Linked DNA regions of Homo sapiens: regions 1, 3 and 4 are each linked to region 2. The links are chromatin loops, found by intact Hi-C in ENCODE. Cell type or tissue: dorsolateral prefrontal cortex. All regions are shown on one strand.

Region 1 (5,000 bases), 72 kb before region 2:
TTCCATTGGCAGAAAGGACAACATCAGGCAAATTTCAAGCTTAGGCCCCAAGAGTCCTTGCAGCTTTTGCCGTTGCCCTTTTTGAATGCTCTCTGGGAGCTTCATATAAGAAAGCCACTCTAGCTTAAGGGAGGAGGACAGAGGCCTTGTGGAGCACAGAGGAGCTCTAGCTGGCAGCTGGCACTAACTGCTAGACATAGCAGTGAGGCCAGCATGGATCTTCCAGCCCTTCTGACACTAGCCAAATGTAGATGCATGAGTCCAGATGAGAGCAGCAGCGGAATTACCTAACCAACGCACAGAAACGTGAGGAATAAAAATCCATGTAGTTTTGAGCCACCAAATTTGGGATGGTTTGTTATTCAGTAAAAGCTAACTTATATGCGTAGGTATCAGTATTGCGGCAACCTTGAGATGATTAAAGAGTATAATCCATGTAAAGTGTTTGGCTTACTGCCAAACATATAGTGTCCCTCAGTAGAGGTTAACTGCTGTATTATTATCATTATCATTGTTGTTTTGGTTATAATGGTCGCTTCTCCCTCCTCCTCTAGATCTAATGCCATTGCTCTTTAATATTATTAACTTTGATGAATTAAATAATTGGATGTCCTTAGTGGTAATTGGTATTTTCCTTCCTAATTAGTAAGTAGTCTAAAACTTTAAAAAGTTTTTTTTATTGTGAAATAAAACACATATATAGAAAAGAACTTAAAGCATAAATTTACAGCTTACAGCAAATTATAAAGTGAACATCTGTCACTGCCATTCAGGTTAAGAAATTGAACATTACCATGACTCCAAAAACTTGTATCAAATTACATATTCTGCTTCCATTGAATGCTTTTCCTGATCATAATCCCCCCTCTTATATCTAGAGGTAGCCACTAACCTGATTTTATAGGAATCACTCTTTGCTTATCCTTTTGGGTTTTATTGCCTCTGTATGCATCTGTAAACAAATTAGTTCAGGTGATTTATTCAACATATAAATGAAATAATATAGTATGCATTTTTGTGTGCCTGGCTTTATTCACTGAACATTATCTCTAAGATTCATCCATGTCATAACTAACGGTAAGCTTTCATTTTCATTGCTGTGTAGAATTTCATTGTAATAATGTATAATACCTCTATCAGATCCACTATTTATGGGTGTTTGGGTTTTTATAGTTTTGGGGTATTATAAATAATTCTTTCAAGCACATTTTTATATATATATTCTGGAAAAAATATATGTGAGAGTTTTTTTTTTAAAGATCTATACCTAGTAGTATAACTTCTGGGTAACAAAGTCACAGTCACTTTTTGCAAGTCTCACAGAAAAGAACAATACCAGATGACACAAATGATGTGTACTGTGCATCTTACCTTGAGATTAGAACTGTTGGTTTACCATGCAACCACATACAGGTGGTTGACCAAAAAGGCAGTCTAGGTTGATGGGGACCGGAGTAGGGATGGTATGAGAGTTATGTAGGATGAAAAGGGGTCAAGATGTATGTGATAGGTTAGAATGTCTCTGGGAAGGAAATCTGTGAGTAAATTTGGTGTTATTATAGTTAGGAGTCCCATAGTTTTTCAGGAATTAATAGCATTTTTTACATTAGTTGTTCTCCATTTGAATTTGTAACAATGGTTTATGTTTTCTCTATATTGCAGAGGAGAAGTTTGGGCAACTGGGGGACAATTGACTGATCCTTGGCCATATAATAATAAAAGGGGACCCAGCTCTTCTAGGACTGAGATTTTCTTTGTCCCTTTCTAAAAAGCAGAAGGGAGGTACTAACACTTTACCAAAAAAGAAGGAAAAGAATCTTGTCAGAAATGGAGAATGGGAGAACATTTAGCCAAATTAAAGGCTGTATCTACTAAAAGCAATGGTGGCTCTAAGAAGATGGGTGTAGCATAACAACCCGAGGCAATTTGGGTTCCTTTGCATATAATTGTACAGAATGTGCTCTAAGTGGGTTAGTGAGCTATAATCAAACATGGTAGAGTTGAAGAATGGTGTCTGTGTGTTCTGTCACATGGTTGCACTGCACTGAGGCTTCCTGCCAAGACAGCTACAGGAATTGTTTTTCATGGGCTCTGGCTGATCTCAAAGGCAAGGCAGAAGGGTTTATAGCTTAGTGAGTTATTTTTCCTGACTCTCTAAGGAAGCTGAATATTTGAGAATTTAATACAGTTTCCTTGGCATTGTGTTGATCTTTGGATACCATATTAAGATCACATCAGGATAATGAGGGAAGGATTAAGGAATTACTGGTTTCATTTGGGATCATGTCAGATGGGGTTGTTTTTACATCTGGCATGTACTTCCCAAGTTGAATAAAGTAGTATTTGTGACAGGCTCTAGTGGAGGATGCTGGTAACATGCAGAACCAAACCTTAAATTTGCATGCTGTTATGACTTCTATTGGATGTGAGGATTTGTAGGTTATCGTTTCCACAGATGTAAAGTGAACTTATTATTCACTGTACATCTAAGTACCTTATTGACTTGATTTCTTGTCTTATTTCTGAATGGTCCCAGAATGTATGGAGATGGTGATGGGTTTTGTAGTTTTGCTATTATGCCTTTCCTAGAAAACAAAGTGAGCTTTTCATGCTTGAGTAAACACATTGATGTATTATGAAACTGTCAAGACTCTGTACAATTGGCATAAGCTCAATTATTCAAATACGTGACTCTATTGAATGGCTTTTGTGCTGGCTGATGCTTTAGTTCAGCCAGTATAAAGACATTTCAATATCTTTCCTTAAGAAATTAAATCTCAACTGCATGAGTAAAGAAATGCAAAGGATTAGTCCTGTAGTTGAGCACTTTCCTCATCATCTTGTATAGCTAATTGGTAGCATTCATTTGCTGAGATTTATAGTTCATTTTATTTTTTAAAAAAATATGGTTTTTAAATTAAAAAGTCATTCATGCATTATCTTTGTCACCCAACATAACTGCTTTTTTCTTCTTTGTTCTCTTCCTGTCAGTCCACATGCACACATGCTTTTTTAATGTAGTGTATCAGCAATTTTGTTTTCTTTTTAAGTTATATTTGCATGGTAAATCTTTTTCAAGTTCTGTGGTCTTTATAATATTTATTTTTATTGTTGCATAATATTGAATTATTTAATAATATGCAATCATTTTTCTTATTTGAAATGTATGTTTTCTAGTTTTTTATTTTTACACATAATAGTGCAAAGATGTATTTGTGCATTATTTTCAGTTATGAGGACAGGTGTCCAGAAGTATTTCAGTGGACTTGAAAAGATTTTTTCTTTTACGTATTGCTCAATTGCTTTCCAAGAGGCAATTGTATGATTATATAAATATACAATCTTTTTTACCAACAAAAAAAAGAAAGATAAAGTCTATTAAATGTTAGCATCCTACAAAATTAACATTTGGAGCATCCTGTAATCTTAGTAGAGACTTCTTCATTTGTAAATTCAATTTCTATTTTTAGCAGAGTAATGTATGCAAATAGTTTAAAAATCTAATAAGCTGTTTAGTGTGACAGTGAAAAACAGCAGCCTCTTGCCTCCTTCCCCACTCCGGTTTCTGGCTTTTGACTATTTCTGCGAATATTTGCCTCCATATTGCTAAATGACTTTTGCGGCTTGATTTTTTTTCCTCTTTGAGTTATTTATGGATTTCTTTTTGTGGAAGATGAGGCTTTAGTTCTTACAGTTTCTTTCCCATTCTCTCAATATTGACATAACATAAATTTTGGTTTTACCAATATAGATATTATAATGTTATGACTGTAAGTACTGTTCATAATCAAATTTTATATTATGATTATATATTCTTTCACTTTATATTTTCCCTGGAATTAATAACCCTCTTTCCTTTTGCTTGCTTTGTTTTCTTTATGCCTATTTCTAATTTATCACCAAACATTCTGAAAGAGTTGCAAATTTCCTTTGATACTTCCAAACATGTCAGATAATTCCTCAGGTGTGTTTTTATTTATTTTTTCAAAACCTCCCTCTGGGAGCTGTCATATTGCTGCAGTGTAGATGGGTTGCTCTTGGGGCCTGATATTCAAGCAACATTTTGGAATTCCCTTCATGATTTTATTCTGGGAATTTCCTTTGCCTTTCTCTGTTTTGTTGATTCTCTGTTTCCTGGATCTCAGGTTGTTTTTCTTTTAAGTTTACTTACATATTTTGATGGAGTCCTGAGAAAGGTGCAAGGAAACTGAACTTTTTGATACCATGCGTGACTGAAATGTTTTTATTCTGTAATCATACTTAATTGATAGTTTGGCTGGGTATATAATTTTAGGTTGGGAATAATGATTTTTTTGGAATTTTGAAGGCATTGCTTTATTGCCCTCTTACTTTCAAGGTTGCTTTTGAGTCCAGTGCCATTCTGATACCCAATTCTTTGTTAAGACCTTTTTCCTTTATTTCCTGTGCCTGGAAACTTTTAGAATCTAATTTCTGGAGTTCTAACATCTTATGGTATGCCTTGGTATGTACTTTTTTTTTCATTCATTTTATTGGTCGCATGGTGGGCCCTCTCAAACCAGAAAAAGCATGTCCTGCAGTTTCCTGTATTTCTCTCTTTCAACTACGAATTACTTTGTAGTACCTTGTGAACCGGTCCATTAGTTTTCCTCTCTTTTTTTCTCCCACTTTCCCATCTTTTTGTCTTTTTATTCCACCTTCTGAGGACTCTATTAACTTTATTTTTCACCTCTTTTATGGGATTCTTTTATCAATGCTACAATATTTTTCACTTTCTGAAAGCTTATTTCTAATTCTTCTAATTATGCTTTTTATGGTGTTATGTTGCTTCATCTGTGATTTCTCTGAGGATATTAATTATTTTTTGGTTGAGGAATTATTTTTTCTGCTCCCTGCATCATGTTTGTTTCCTCTGGGGTGGGGGGGTATGTGTTTGTGTGTGTGTGTGTGTGTGTGTGTGTGTGTGTGTGTGTGTGTGCGTGCGCGCACATTCTCTTTCTTGCATGTGGCAGTGGAGATCA
Region 2 (5,000 bases):
GAGAGCCAGACCATAAAGAGTTTTTGGCTAGAAGAAATTGAGCTTATATCCAAGTTTAGGGTCCTGTTTTCTTTTTGTCTCCATTAAGTCCAAATGAAAGAGACGCCAACTAAGCCACACTTACCCAGTCAGATGAGGCAACATAGCATTTGCAGATCATTCATCAAAGCTTTTTTCAGTCAGGCAACCTGTAAATATTAATTACCCATAAATATTACTATGATACTCAGAAATGCCTGTGGTGATAGAATATTCATTTTGTGGATAGTTTTTCTGCCTTCTTATTATTGCAATTCAAAATTCTTTCAGTATAAGTTTCCGTTGTATTCTAAAATGAATTATTGATTAAAGACATGATATAGAATATAAAAATATTAGATAAAATATAGTTGACCATCAAATTTCAAGATGGAGAAGTAATTCCTAAACTTGAAATAAGTCATAAAAAATAGTTGATGGATTGTCTACAGGAAAATTCGATTTCTGATCTTCAAGAAGGTAAAAGCAGCCTTTACTTTCTTGAAAGGGGGCAGGGAGACATTTAAGGCATCTTAAATGAGAGATCTGTCTTTACTCTATTAGAAGTTCTTCTACACCAATAAGGAAAAGATGTATTTACTATAGAGAAGTAGACAAAAAGAAACTTCCACAAAAACCAGCAAGTGATTCACACAAGAACAAATAGAAATGGCAACTAATGTGAAACAATTTCAGCCTCATCAGTATTCACAAAAAAATTTAATAATGCCAAATTTTGGCAAGGGTGGAGGGAAATATATATTATCATGTAAATATAAATTATTATGACTTTCTGGAAGGGAATATGATAATAGTAAAAACTTTAGAAATGTGCGTACCCTTTGATTCTGCAATTCCACGTCTAGGAAAACATTTATGGATATACACTAAGAATGATGTACAAGAACATTTCTCACATTATACATGGGAGCAGGCACCATACCAAGTGTCCACAGAGGCAGCTAACATGTGCCAGGCATGGTGCCAAGGGCTTTTGCACTTATTCTTATCTAATTATCACAACAGTTCTATGAGGTATAGGTAAACCATTTTCAATGTCCAACAGATTGTGAAACTAAGACTGAGAGAGGTTAAGTCACTTGTCCAGAGTCACACAGCAAAGAAGTGGCAGACCTAACTAGCATTGTCTAACCTGGGCAGTTTCTTAAATAATCTGTGATACATCCATAGAAGGAAATAACTATGTGGTCCATAAAAGTCCTCTTAGAAGCATTGTTAAAGTGTGTATGTATAATCACAAATGCAAGGCAGTGGTACTGGAAGATTGTACCTCATAATGTTAATACTGATTATCCCTTTGTGGTAAGATTTGATTTTTTTTCATTGTGCTTTCCTGTGCATGTATGTTTAGTTTTTATTTTTCTAATCAATGTAAGGTACTTTTTTATAATCAGAAAAAAAAAAAAGAATTCCGTAGCTATTAGTGGATATTTTGATGTCAGTGGCCTCAGAATTCAGGGAATCCCAAAGCCACACAATTGCCAAAAATATTTATGAAGTAGGGAACATTTGAATAATATGCCATAGATGATGGGATTCTAAAATTATGCTTCATATTATTTTTGTTCAAATTGCGTTTTGGCCAGATTTTACTTATTGTACACTTTTCTTTTTTTGCCAATGGGGTGTGTGTTCAATTATGTTACAAATAATATTAAAAGGAATATACTGAAGGAAAGTGAAAGTTCCCTTATACTTAAGGCAAGCATTTAAAAAATGGAAGATAAACAGACGTGACTAACATAGGCTCCCTTTTTGAATCACTGAATCTGTCTCATGATCTCCTCCTTGGGTGAGCTAACCTGCAGGCAATTAATACCTAGTGAAAGTTGACCTGAGCAGAGGTTTGCTCAATAATCTGCAGAACCTATTTTCTTGAGATGGGTTAAATCAGTGCATAACAGCTAAGGAGAGTATCATTTTGAATTAAGAGAGACACAAAATGGCTGGACAAAGATTCTCAGCTATATTCCATAATTCTCAGAGAATCCAAGTCCAACCCCTTGTATTCTGGGAAGGTGCTATTATGTGGTTTAAGGGAAGCTTAAAAATATCAGCTTCCTACATAACTGGTAATAAGTTATTTAAACAGTGACTCTGCTTCCCAGAACTTCTAAGTGATACATTTTATCCTGATTACCACTGAGAAACCTGTAAACTCTGCCTCCTGAACCCAAAAGAGAAAGCCAAAATATATATGAATGATGTGTATAATGTCAGTCTTCATTATTATTAATACAAAATGTCACTGCGATACATCGTTAGGGAGATGGGTTTTTTAAGACATTCGGGTAAGTTCAGGAAAGAGACTGCCAGCATCAGTACAGTTCTAAGAACATAGTAGGTATTCAGGTGTTGATTGTACTCATCATTTGGATCTGAGGTTTTTATTTCCTGGAAAAAAAAATAGCTACCACATTTATTTGGCAACAGCAAAAGGCCAGTTTCTATGATAGGCGCCAAATTATATATGTGGTTTCATTTAAGTTAATCATTATTGTTACTTTTGGTTAAAGTAACATATCCAAAACCACAAAACATATGACTGAGCCTAAATTCTAGCCCAGGTCTGTATGGTCTCAAAGCATCCGCTCCCTCCATCATACCGCATCTCCCTCTGACGTCTATAATGAACTATATCTTTTCAGTTATGGGTTTGAATGCTTAATAATCTTTTCTAAAAACCAAAGGTTGTGCCATCCCTTCCTGGCTGATTTGGAAAGAGGGCTGTGTTTATGTGAATGTTCGCTGGGACAGCATGTGCCTTTGTGGGGTGATTAAGGCATCCCTAGCACACTCTGCAACAACATGTGCTCTTTGTTGGCATTGTTTTTCATAAACCATAGACAATAGAGATCAGGAGGTCACACTGCCTGCTTTGACAACCCAGAGGGCCTAAGAGGCTCTTGTACGCAATTGCTTTCCACCCCTTGACGTCTCAAATGGGTGTGAGATTAGAGTGGGAAAGGAAAAAGAAAAATGAAACAATAACACACAGTAGACAGCTCACACACTTCATTGAAGTTTACACAATATGTTCCCAAATGATTAATGGATCTTGTCCAGAACATTTATTTAGAGCCTTCTCTGACCCACTTTAATTAATTAATTTTTTTGACTACATAATATATGCATATGATACAAATTGAAAATGTTCACATGGTATAGCAGTAGGGCCCCAAAACAGATATCTTACAGGTTGGTGTGGTGGGAGGGCAGTGGACAGCTTCAAGACAAGATGCCCAGAATTAAAATGCAGTCCCAGCTCTGTATGTCTTCCAGGAGCTGATTATCCCATCCGGACGATCATATGAATGATAATATCTGCTTTGCCCCCCTTGGGTCACACATAAATCCTGTCTCTTCAAAGCTAGATCAGGACGCTAGCGGGGGTCTTCAGCCTCAGCCAACTGCTGACTTGGAAGCTCTCCTTCAGGGCATGCAGCCGTACCTCTGAACCCCAGCCTGACACCGAAGCTCCTCCACCTGGAGCAGGGATGCGGCAAGGGTGCCCCATGGGAACCTAGTCATTCTTTCTCATGAGTAGATCTTTGTCAGGATTGTCTAAATTTATCAGAGACTCTAATAATATTGATCATCAAAAGGATCAGGGTTTTGATTGCTTTCCTTCCATGATATTTCTGGGCACCTAGGTAGAATTGTTGATTCCCTTCCTCAAGGGAGGGAGAATATGCTCAGCCATATGGGAAATCCACACTATATTGGGGCTTGATGTTTCTAAAACCTAAGAAAGGCTACTCTGGTGATTCTTACTGGAACAAAAAAGAGTTTTGTTGTCTCCACTGCTACACATAGAGGCAGATAACTTTTAAGTAGAGGTCTTTCACAAGTAAGTAAATAAAGTGTATAAACATATGTAAATGAGAAATTTAGTGGGCAGAGAGGCTATGCATGGTGGGTAGATAGCGTGAATACTATACTTGCCAAGTACCTTGAGTGTACATAAACATGTGCAAATAAGCTGTAACTCAGGTAAATGATCTTAGGGTTCTTCATGTGGTATTTTGTGCTGTCAGAGGGTTAGACCGTAATTATGAAATGCGTGTTATTATATGGACCAAAGCGTTCTGTGAAGACTCAATGGAGGAATAGACGATGTTTAGCTAATTTTGGATCATTGGTAAGATTTAAAAAGGCATTTCTATAAAAAACAATGGGATCAAAAATATAAAAATGTATTTAGGGTATAATGACTAGACCATTTTTGCTGGGATGAGAAATATGTGAATGCGGAGACTAAAGGGAGTAATCTAAAAGCCTTTCTACATATCTGGGTGCTTTCCACATGACCAGAGACAAATGTTAGTCTACATTTACTTATATATTTATTTTTCTTTTATATACATTATGGTTAAATATTGTGGTTCAATACATTATTTTGAAATCTTTATATTTTTAAGGGAGGAAATAAAAAGATTATGTATGAAAGTAATTATGTAGCCATTCACAAAAATATGCATTCTGCTTTTGAAGATATTTTATACATATATTAAACACATGTATAAATAGAAAAGGGCAGAAGATATATTCAGATATCATTGACCATTCAAGTCTTGTGCTCTTTCACAAGTGGGAGGCTCTGGAGTAGTATTTTTCCATGTGTTGGAGAGACATCAATAGGTTCCTTCATGAGCCTTTTCTAGCAATTGCCCTTAGTCAGGAGAGTGAGTACAAGAAGAATGTAGTACTTTATGGAGTCCTGCAGAATGTTGTGTCTGGGATCAAGCTATTTTTCTGCCCTCTTGATTCAGTTTTCCTGACTGTAAAAACCACCGCCAATTTGTTCAAGAGAATCATTGGATTTTTTTGTGTGTTTATGTTCCTTTTTGAAGACCAGACTCATACAAAACTCAGTTACCTTTAAATTGCTTACTTTAAAAAAATGGTAATCAAATTTGGTGTGGATGGAGGTGTTGATTTGTGTGCTTTTATGAGCAGGC
Region 3 (5,000 bases), 48 kb before region 2:
AGATCCAAACAGTCCTGCTTTTCATCCATTTCCCACCACCTCCTTTCCCCATCCGCAACTAAACAAAACAGCTTTCCCTTGTCACATTGCTATTGTTACTTCCCATTGGAGGCAGTTTAACAAAGCCTTCAGTGCAGGCTCTAAAGGTTGGATCTGCTTCAATGTAAGAGCAGAAATAGCTTTATTATGGGGGTGAAGTGTGGATGGGAGCCATGAGTAATTGTCAGATACCACACTAAAATGGGCAGGGCAACATGGACGGAGCTGGAGGCCACTATCCTACGGGAATTAACGCAGGAACAGAAACCCAGATAATGCAGGTTCTCACTTATAAGTGGGCGCTAAACACTGAGAACACATGGACACAGAAGGGAACGACAGACACTGGGGCCGCTTTTAGGGTGACGGGTGAGAGAAGGGTTGAGGATTGAAAAACTGCCTATTGGGTATTATTATGCTGATTACCTGGTACACCAGATTCCTGTGACACACAATTTACCCATGTAACAAATTTGCATGTGTACCTTTTGAACCTAAAATAGAAGTTAAAAAAAAATAAAATAAAATGGCCAGGTCCTCATTGGCAGTGGTTCTCAACTGCATGTTAGATTCACCTACCTGCATGTAGGTGTTGTTGTTAATGTCCTTGAACAATGCCCGAGTCCTACCCCAGGCTGACTTTTCCAATTCTCAGGGGACGGTGGTCCCAGGTGATTTTGATCTCAGCCAGAGCTGAGAACCACTAAAGTTAAATCCCTCAGTGTTTTTTAGAGGTTGCCATTAGACCTCCTTTATCTGAATCTCCAAGAGTGCTGGGTTAAAGTGTAAATTCCTTCTCGTCATCCTAGATCTGCTGAATCAGTCGCTGGGAGTGGGACCAGACCATTCTTTAAGCGGGTCAGATGATTCTTTTGTGCTCTGAAGTTTGAGAATCCCCAGCCTCTGGGATAACCAGTGGTTATATTAAACCTGGATTAGGGATGTGCTTTGGAAAACAGTGGTGAGACTATTGAGAATCAGTGTTCTAGCTAGTTTATCTGGGCCAAAGGGCTTCTCCTGCCCTTCTGGAAAAGTGTGTTCACTCCTGGCCCTGCACCCTCCTCTCACCTTCTCTGTGTGTTACCCAGAGAAGGTTTTTTGGGTCTGAATGACTCATTCAGCCTGTGGCTGAGTCTCTAATTGACAAACACTATAGTTCGGGCGTGTGAGAGGAGAACACATAGTAGGATGTCTGTCCCAGCTGACAAGAATCATAGATCCTATTTGGAAAGATAAGTGTTGCTTAGAAAGGCAGCACAGAGGGATGGAAGCTGGTAGCATTGAATTCATGCCGAAAGAGTGAGCCTGACCATAGAGGCTTATTTGCTGTTCAGGGGAGGAAAAGATTCCCATGGCCTAAGGAAGGTGGAGAAGACTTCAGAGAAAGTTAAAGACTTCATTTCTGGATCAAAGCATTCATCCATTGGAAGACTCCATTTCTCTAGAGAATTCTGGTATGAACATACCAGTAGTTGTAATTTTGGCCATATTAAATGGGAATGATTAAAATGAGCTGTAATGTTGAGTGAAAGATATGTATCAGATGAATACAACTTTTTTCCCCTCATTTTTGATATTTGATTGCTGTCTTCTTGAAGTAGCCATTAACCTGAATCGTGTGTGTGTGTGTGTGTGTGTGTGTGTGTGTGTGTGTGTATGTTTATGTATATAGTTTTGGAAGAAGAGTAAGTAAAAAGTGCCAAACTGTCCACATTTTTTTCTGCACATTATCCCATATGAAACCTCACATTTAATATTCTGGAATTCACCTTTACTTTGTGTGTGTGTGAATCAGCATCTTGTACCCCAGGACATGTTTGTGTTTATTTAAGCCAACTCCGTGTGGGAGGAAAAGCTGAGGTATAAGGGTTATTTTGGTAATTGTGGCTTTAGGTGAAAACCTTTTTGATTAGGAAAAATTTCTGCCAGCGCAAGTACCAAGAATTGTGCAAAATAAAATTTTACAAAGGCCGTCTCTCTTTCCTGCCTCCCCTTCTGTACCATCAGGAGACCCATGCCGCTCAGCCTGTGTATGCTCTGGAAAGGCTGCTTGGAATTATGGCTTTGTCTACAAGGCTGGCTGCCTCCTCAGTGAGTCTGTGGTGGTTGGAATAATATGATAAATGGGATGCATTTGAAAAAAATTCTCCATTTAACATTTTTTTCCCCCTGCACACCCGGAACAACAGCTGTGGTAGCAAATGCAGACTTGGCTCATGGATTCATATTTAGTCTTGTTTGACAATTCCAGATATTTTTAAGCAGGATTGAGTCAGGCAGCCCACAGCACGGCATTCAAACTGTCTTAATCAGCCAGCCTGTTTGGCACACAAGGACTTTGTTTTATCCTAGTAGTAAATAATTCTAAATCAAGCAATATGATGTACTGAATGTACCCAAAGTCACAGCATTCAGTATTTTACTACAGCCTGTCAGCATCTCTTTTTACATGCTTGTTCTGTTCACTGCTAGTTGTTTTATTCATTATAGCTTTTGAATTCCATTCTTGGCCAGGTCTGGATTCATGGTTTTCATACATAATAGGATCCTATGTTTTCTGCCCTGTGGCCCTTCCTCCCTGCCCTCCTCCCTTTACATAGCATTGCCAAGTAGATGCAGTGTTCATTTTTGCCCAGAAGGGTTTCCTATTGTGACACCTCATTTCCTTCTTAGGATCATGGGATTTTGTCGTTTGCCTCTTCTGTGGATGAGTGAATCTCATCCCAAGAGCCTGTTTTCGATGTATGGGGTTTCTTACACTGTTCCAGGTCTTCCGCTCCCGGGCTCTTCTTCATCTCTCCACGTAGATAGGTCTCTGAAGTCTTTATGTTCAAGCCCTCCCTTCAGCTCTGTGGCTGTCCTTGCTGCCTTCTGAAGAAGGACTTTGTTTGTCTTGTCTACCTCTCTGCTAGCTCCTCAGATTTTCCAGATAAGTCAAACCCGAAAACATCAGAATGAACTTTCCCTTGACCTTGGTATTCTCCTCAAGCTATTCACCCTTTTTCTCTTCTGGTTGCCAGGCTTTTTGAAGGTATACTCTACCCCATGTTCTCAGATGTGGAGATTTAACAGAACAGTGTAATTTTTTTAATGGGATCTGACACAGGATTGCTAACTATTTTGATAATAAAAATATATCACCGTCATTTAGTAAAAGACAAAGATTTCAACCCACTAGTCAGGATATAATCTCAGATTAAACAACAGTCCTTTTAAGTAAATAAATTCAGCTTTATTATCAGAAAACCTTTCTCTCCACTTCTTTCATTTTGCCAACTGTGAATACTGTGTCTCCGACTAGAATTTGACAACAACTGTGCATGCTCACTCTGTCTGCCTCCTCTTTATCTACTGCCTTCTCAATCTTTGTAAAAATAGTTTGGCGTTCCCTCAAACCACTCTGCCCTTGTCCTCTCAAAGATGACCACGGATTCCTGACAGCCAGGCCCACGTCTGTCTTACCTGTTGTGTTGCCACAATGATCCCCCCTCTGGGTGACTCTCTGCTCTTTTGACTTCTGGGACTACTCCGCAGTTCTCTTCCCCTCTGCCTCCTGGGTCTCCACAGAAGCCTGTGTCTTGTTCCCCTCCTCATAACAGCAGGTTCACTTCCCGGCAAACTTGCTTCCTCTCTCCCCACACTGCTCATCCACCCCCATCTCTGTGTAAAATGAGTACCAAATGGTATCTTGGAACCTCAGGCTTTGTTTCTGACTCCTCATTTTGTCTCTCCATATGCATTCCTCCAGCATTTTTGACTCCTGCAATGTATCTGGAGCTGATCAAATCTGACTTCAGACCCTCAACCGCTACTTTGCAGTCTTCCTCGGCCACGAGGCAGATGGCTGGAATTTCAGAGCCCTGCTCTTTCACATGTCAGCAGAATGACCTTGGACAATTTATTTAATGTTTCCAAGCCTGCTTCTGCATCTGTTAATGGGACTCCTGCTATCTATCTCAATACTTGTGGCAAAGATTAGAGAGAATGCATGCAAAGTGCCAGTCATGATACCCGGTACATAACAGGCCCTCAAAAATGGCAGCTCTTCTTGTGTGGAGTTATATAGTCAAAGAGGGCTTGGAGGGAAGTAATTCATTCCCCTTTGCACTTTTCCTGATCTGAGCCTGTCCTCTGCTGTTTCTCCCAGTGCCTAGGACTTACCACTTATGTCTAAAGTGGCAGTGACACCAGCTGTCAGGTGACTAATTTTAACAAAGCCTTCTTTGAGCAATCGATAGTTGGAAAGCAATTCCAGATTTTCATTGGAAATAGAAATATTGTGCTTAAAAAATATAAAGTGTCCATATGGCTGAAAGGAGGCGATTGCGTGTGCACTCTTGATACCATGGCAGCCAGCTGGAGCACAGGCGCCAGCTCAGCATCGGCCAGGATGAGCCATAGTGCACATTTTCTTAGCAGGAGTTGATGTAGCATTTTGAGAATTCAGTGTGCTAACAAGAATATTAATCTGCTGTAATAATTCCTCTCCTCTCATAGTAGAGGACAGTGTTGTATGGGAAGAAGATCAAGTTCTATGTAATCTTGCTTTTGCATTATCCATAGCACTTTAATATTGGTAAATATAGAAGGTGATCAGTACAGATGTTAATAGTTTACATGAGAAGCATGAGAAGGAAAACCTAAGTGGGCTTACCTGTAGGTCACATCTTATATATTTTCTCCTTAAACACTCAAAACACAAACGTAATTAGACTCAAATGGGGAAATTGTTTATCTTGAGCAAGTCCCAAGGTGACGTAAAGAATGTCTGTGCAGAAGGTTGTTAGTCTTTGATATCTACATGCAATTGCTGATTCCTGTTAGGGTTCCCTCTGCCTCTGGACCTCTTGATGGGACAGTTCGTGGAGTAGTTTTATTATTGAGGGTACTATTTGTTTATGCCATATTATTTTTTGTTTGTCTCTGATTTGTTTTAACATCAGCGATGTGGCAGTGAGGGT
Region 4 (5,000 bases), 57 kb after region 2:
TAGTATGATATAGAAAATTTATCTTGTATTGTAACATCTGATGTGAGGTTATTGATGTTTTCACCACTTATACCCAGAAACATCTTCATTGTCTACCAATTTGCATACATCTGCCTATCATGAGGACGACAAGAGCAGAACTGGCTCAGGAGACAGTGACTCAGTCTTTGTCTGAAATTAGTTACTGATTGGCTGTGTTTCCTGAACCAGGTACTTAACTGCTCTGGATTTTAGTTTCTAATTCTTTAAGAGATTTAGAGGCTGGGCGCGGTGGCTCACGCCTGTAATCCCAGCACTTTGGGAGGCCGAGGCAGGCAGATTACCTGAGGTCAGGAGTTCAAGACCAGCCTGGCCAACATGGTGAAACCTTGTCTCTACTAAAAATACAAAAAATAAGCCGGGTGCAGTGGCGCGCGCCTGTAATCCCAGCTACTTGGGAGGCTGAGGCAGGAGAATTGCTTGAACATGAGAGGCAGAGGTTCGCGGTGAGCCAAGATCACACCACAGAACTACAGCCTGGGTAACAGAGTGAGACTTTGTCCCCCTCACCACACAAAAAAAGAAATTTAGAGCCATATGATATCTTATTCCTCTTATCATCCTTAGGTTCCATAGGTCATGATAGAATCTCCAGGGAATAACGGTCTTTCTCTTAAGTTATGCAAAGCCCTAGAAATGGTAATCATTTATTGGAAAAACATATGAATATAGAAGATATCATCGTACCGAGTTTTATAAAAACTCTTTAGCAATCTATGCATGGGCTGACTGACATGTTTGCCTTGCCACTATCCTGGTTGTTTTCTCCTTTCACTTAGGAATAAGCTCTGAACATAAGGATCTATGTAAAAGCTTTTAGGTCTGTTAGGAAAATGCTGACTCAAATTAGCTACAAGGGAGAGAAGAGTGAGAGTCACTTGTAGTTGTTTCTTTCTTAAATTCTTAGTGACCAAAAATATGAGAGAGATGGGGAGGTGAGAGAGAGAGAGAGGGAGAAAGAGGCAGAAAGAGAGAAGGGAGCGTGGGAGAAGAGGGAGAATATTTGCTGCTGCAATAAAACCAGTTTTTTTGTTCATATAATAATTTTTAAAAACTTTTTGCTCAACTTTTCCTTGAATAAAGTACCTACAGCTACTTTAAGGATTTTGAGTTGAAGCAGAATTACTCAATGTGGAAAGGGTTATTTTATAACGGAAACTGAAAAAGATCAAGAAAGAGGGATGCATGGGTAGGAGGAGAGTAAAGGAAACGTAGGAGCTAATTTACTTGGTTTCAGAGATGATAAAATTTTAATGTCAATCAAACCTTGTATATTATTCTTCTTATATTATGTATATTTAGCTTTCTTGAAGTTGACTAGTTTGGAGACAGGCAATGTTATGCTTTGTTGACCAGTTTAAGATGCCGTGAACTTTTTTGAAAGCAATTTGGCAGCATGTATCAATAATTTAAAAAAAATTATACCATTTGATCTAATGATTCTACTTTTAGAAATCTATCCTAAGGGAAAAAACATAAAAAATGAAGAAAAAATAATAAACAAAAGATGGTTCTTGCTAGGCTATTTTTAATATCAATCTGTCCAAAGTAAAAATATGTTTTTACTTTGTTCCTTTCCAGGCCAGATTCCATAATCTATTATTATAATTACTCTCTTGTAAATACTTTCATTCCTCTGTCTACCTTTCTTTTGTGTCTCTCGCCTGGCTAACCCTAACACTGAATAAGCCCAACTCTTTACTCTCTGTCAATTCCTAATCTTGGCAGAGAGAACCACAATCCAGTGGAATAATAGCACTATCAATTCATGATTATCAACCTCAACCACTATTTATGTGCTTGATATATATGCCAAATTCAGTGACAACTTCTACTCCTTCTCTTAGTGAATCTAAGCACCAACACTCCCTTTTTCATGAAACACCCTGAGGACATTCCTTTGGCTTCTGTAGCATCATGGTTTCCTTGTTTCCTTCCTGCATTTCTGGAGTCTCCCTTATCTTTTACCTGTCCTTTAAGTTTTGCATTTCTTTAGACCTCAGTCTTTGAGCTTTTCTTTCTTCACTGTGTTCTCTTGCTTTCAGTGACCGTAGGAATCCCCTTGGCTTTAAATGCAACTTCTATAACACAGATGTCCCAAATGTATCTCTTCAGCCCAGCCCTTTCTCCACGTCTCAGACTCCAACATCCAAATACCTGTTTGTCAGAGCCACTTGGACCTCCACTGTCATCGCCGGCTCTTGCTATTCCCTCCAGGTCTGCTCTTCTTTTAGAAAATGCAGATTCCACATAAAGAAATTAACAATGTCCCCTAATATTTTGGTGAATTTCCTATTAGGTAAATCATAGCTATTTGTGAAGAGAAATACAAATATTAGAAAATAAAATGAACCAACTTAGAATCAAAATCTTCAGAACTTTCTTATCCAAATTCATGACTTGGGTGTTTGCAGTTTAAGCTTCTGGCTTAATAAATGCAAATGTTAGAAAATACAAAACATGGAATACTATTAGGAGCTCATAGTGTACCTAATGTAATTTGAATATTATTTTTTAAAAAACCACAACACAAATCCTTGCCGGTTTCCTAGGCTTTTACATCTATAATTTAGACAAACAGAACACACAGCAGATATAAAAATGCTTATTTCTCAGAGGAATGGATTCACAGAAATCCCCATTTGCAGAAATGCACCTGGGATTAGTAGCATTAGTGCAGATATTCCACTTATGTATATATACTTTAAAAACATCCTGAGGCCTACAGGAAAAATAACTGCCTCTATTTCATGTGGTTGTCCTTTGGGAGAAGCAGAGTTGATATGTGAACATTAACAAGATGCATTCACTTTTGAAAACTAGATCAGCTCAAAATTGTGAGTCATAAACAATTTTCTAGCTCAGTGGTTCTCAGCTTTTGGAAATATGAGAACAACTTTTTAACATTAAAAAAATTATAGAGATCTCCTTCTCATAAAAACAAAGCAACGCTAAACAAACACCTCACACAAAATCACAGTAGCTTTTATGTGTTCACTTCTTTCAGTTGAGGAGAGAGACAAAAGTGTTACTATTAATTTGGAATTCTTTAAGAAACTTGTATTCTTTCTCCTTTCTCTTGATTTCCTTCTATATTTGTGCTTACTTTTTTGTTTATGAACTATATTTTTGATATTAACTTTAAATTATTTGTGGTAAGAGTAAGAAGAAAATTAATTCAGTAATTTTTTTATTGGATAAATTATTTTTAAAAAGAATAAGTACTTTATATTTAAACTATTTAAAACTACATATGCACATAGGTTAAGAAATGAGAAATCCCTCTACAGGGATTTTAACAAAAAACAGCAACTCACTGGTATCCCTAACCATTCTCCCAAATTTCTACTCCTCTGCAGCATTTTCAACTAATAGAGCTATTCTTAAAAATACATTTTCTCCATATCTCTATATAGCAGATTTATATTGTTACTTCTTTTGCTACAACTTTATTGTTACTACACTTTTGTAGTTTTAGTCGTAATGTATTGCTTGATATCCTTTGCTTCATAGCTTCTCTTTTGACCTATCATACATGTTTACTTCTATTCCTCTCCTGCTCTCCTAGTGAAGCGGAGCACAATTTTGGTTAGATCAATATTCAATGTTATTTTGACTATAAAAATGCTATTTACAGATAAGCCAACTGGTATACTATGATTACTCTTTCTTGTAAAATACTTTATTTTCCTTGGAGTTAATACTCATTATTTACTTAGTTGTTTTCTATGTTTATTCCTAATTCAATCCTAAATTCTGTCAGTTGTCCAAATTTAATCAGCCACATTAAATTTTGTCTAGTCATCTTCTTGAAAAAATTCCTGTTGGGGCCTTCCAACTTGTCCTAAACTCTCCTAGTTACTCTCAAGACTTGGTCCAGAGTTATGTTCTTGGGAATTCCCCCCATCTCCCTACAGATTTTTTAAACTTCTCTATTATGTTGGATTGCCTGTTTTTGGTTCCCTTGTTTTCCTGTTTCTTAGTTTACTCCTTTGTTTTGGTTGAACATGTTCTTTGGTAGTTTTCTGAGAAAGATGTATTCAAAAAAAGATTTTTTTCAGATCTTACATTATCAGAAAATATTTTTGGCCAGGCACGGTGGCTCACGCCTGTAATCCCAGCACTTTGGGAGGCTGAGGTGGGCAGATCATAAAGTCAGGAGATCGAGACCATCCTGGCTAACACGGTGAAACCCCGTCTCTACTAAATATACAAAAAATTAGCTGGGCGTGGTGGTGGGCACCTGTAGTCCCAGCTATTTGGGAGGCTGAGGCAGGAGAATGGCGTGAACTGGGGAGATGGAGCTTGCAGTGAGCCAAGATTGCACCACTGCACTCCAGCCTGGGTGCCAGAGTGAGACTCTGTCTCAAAAAAAAAAAAAAAAAAGAAAAATATATATTTATTTTATTTGGATATTTTTTCAATAGTTTAGATACAGAATTCTAGGTTGAAAATCTTTTCCCCTTATAATTTTGGGTTCTAGCTTCTAGTGTTGTTGAATGATGCAATACTGTTCTGACTCTTAATCAAAAAGAACAAAACATTGGTGTTTTTAGGCTCTTCTCTGCTTTACTCTTGTTCTGAAATTTCACAATGACATGCCTTCATTGAGGTCTATATTCGTTCATTATATTAGAACTTTGTATCCCTTTCAATGTGAAAACTAATTTCCTTCAATTACGGGAAAATTATTTTGTATTACTTTCTTAACTATTTACTCTCTTTTTTTCTCTGTGCTCTGTTTCTGGATTTTCTGTTATTTGGATCTTTGACCTACTGGACTTTCCTAATTTTCTATTTTTTATTAAATAAATTTCCATTTTCTATCCTTTTGTCTTTTACTTTCTGGAATATATTACTTTCTGGAATATTTCTTCTTCCTTCTACTGAGTTTTACATTTATGCTATCATATTTTTGATTTCTCAGAACTCTTTTTTAGCCTCTGCATATATTTTTGTGT

What was found. Hi-C counts contacts between places; a loop is a spot of excess contacts. Peaks named below come from ENCODE experiments on the same cell type or tissue, not always from the same donor. Only the 100,000 strongest peaks of a DNase experiment are listed, where the experiment ranks them.
Region 1: it touches region 2 in a loop (19-fold over the local background); 4 of 110 quality-filtered maps call a loop at or near these places.
Region 3: it touches region 2 in a loop (2.2-fold over the local background); 6 of 110 quality-filtered maps call a loop at or near these places.
Region 4: it touches region 2 in a loop (3-fold over the local background); 3 of 110 quality-filtered maps call a loop at or near these places.

The regions. Positions count from the first base shown.
Region 1 is chr6:53,835,972-53,840,971 of GRCh38, forward strand. All of the region lies in intron 1 of LRRC1 (leucine rich repeat containing 1), which reads left to right. Among named protein-coding and RNA genes, the nearest start is that of LRRC1, 43 kb to the left of the region's middle. In dorsolateral prefrontal cortex, a CTCF peak has its summit at 2,240; a DNase peak (open chromatin) is centred at 2,060; H3K4me3 peaks cover 1,369 bases; H3K27ac peaks cover 4,741 bases.
Region 2 is chr6:53,908,177-53,913,176 of GRCh38, forward strand. All of the region lies in intron 10 of LRRC1 (leucine rich repeat containing 1), which reads left to right. Among named protein-coding and RNA genes, the nearest start is that of MLIP-IT1, 88 kb to the right of the region's middle. In dorsolateral prefrontal cortex, no CTCF peak of the experiment used is centred here; a DNase peak (open chromatin) is centred at 2,815; H3K27ac peaks cover 4,320 bases.
Region 3 is chr6:53,860,632-53,865,631 of GRCh38, forward strand. All of the region lies in intron 2 of LRRC1 (leucine rich repeat containing 1), which reads left to right. Among named protein-coding and RNA genes, the nearest start is that of LRRC1, 68 kb to the left of the region's middle. In dorsolateral prefrontal cortex, a CTCF peak has its summit at 2,568; a DNase peak (open chromatin) is centred at 2,300; H3K4me3 peaks cover 961 bases; H3K27ac peaks cover 3,085 bases.
Region 4 is chr6:53,965,625-53,970,624 of GRCh38, forward strand. All of the region lies in intron 1 of LOC101927189 (a long non-coding RNA gene), which reads left to right. Among named protein-coding and RNA genes, the nearest start is that of MLIP-IT1, 31 kb to the right of the region's middle. In dorsolateral prefrontal cortex, no CTCF peak of the experiment used is centred here; no DNase peak of the experiment used is centred here.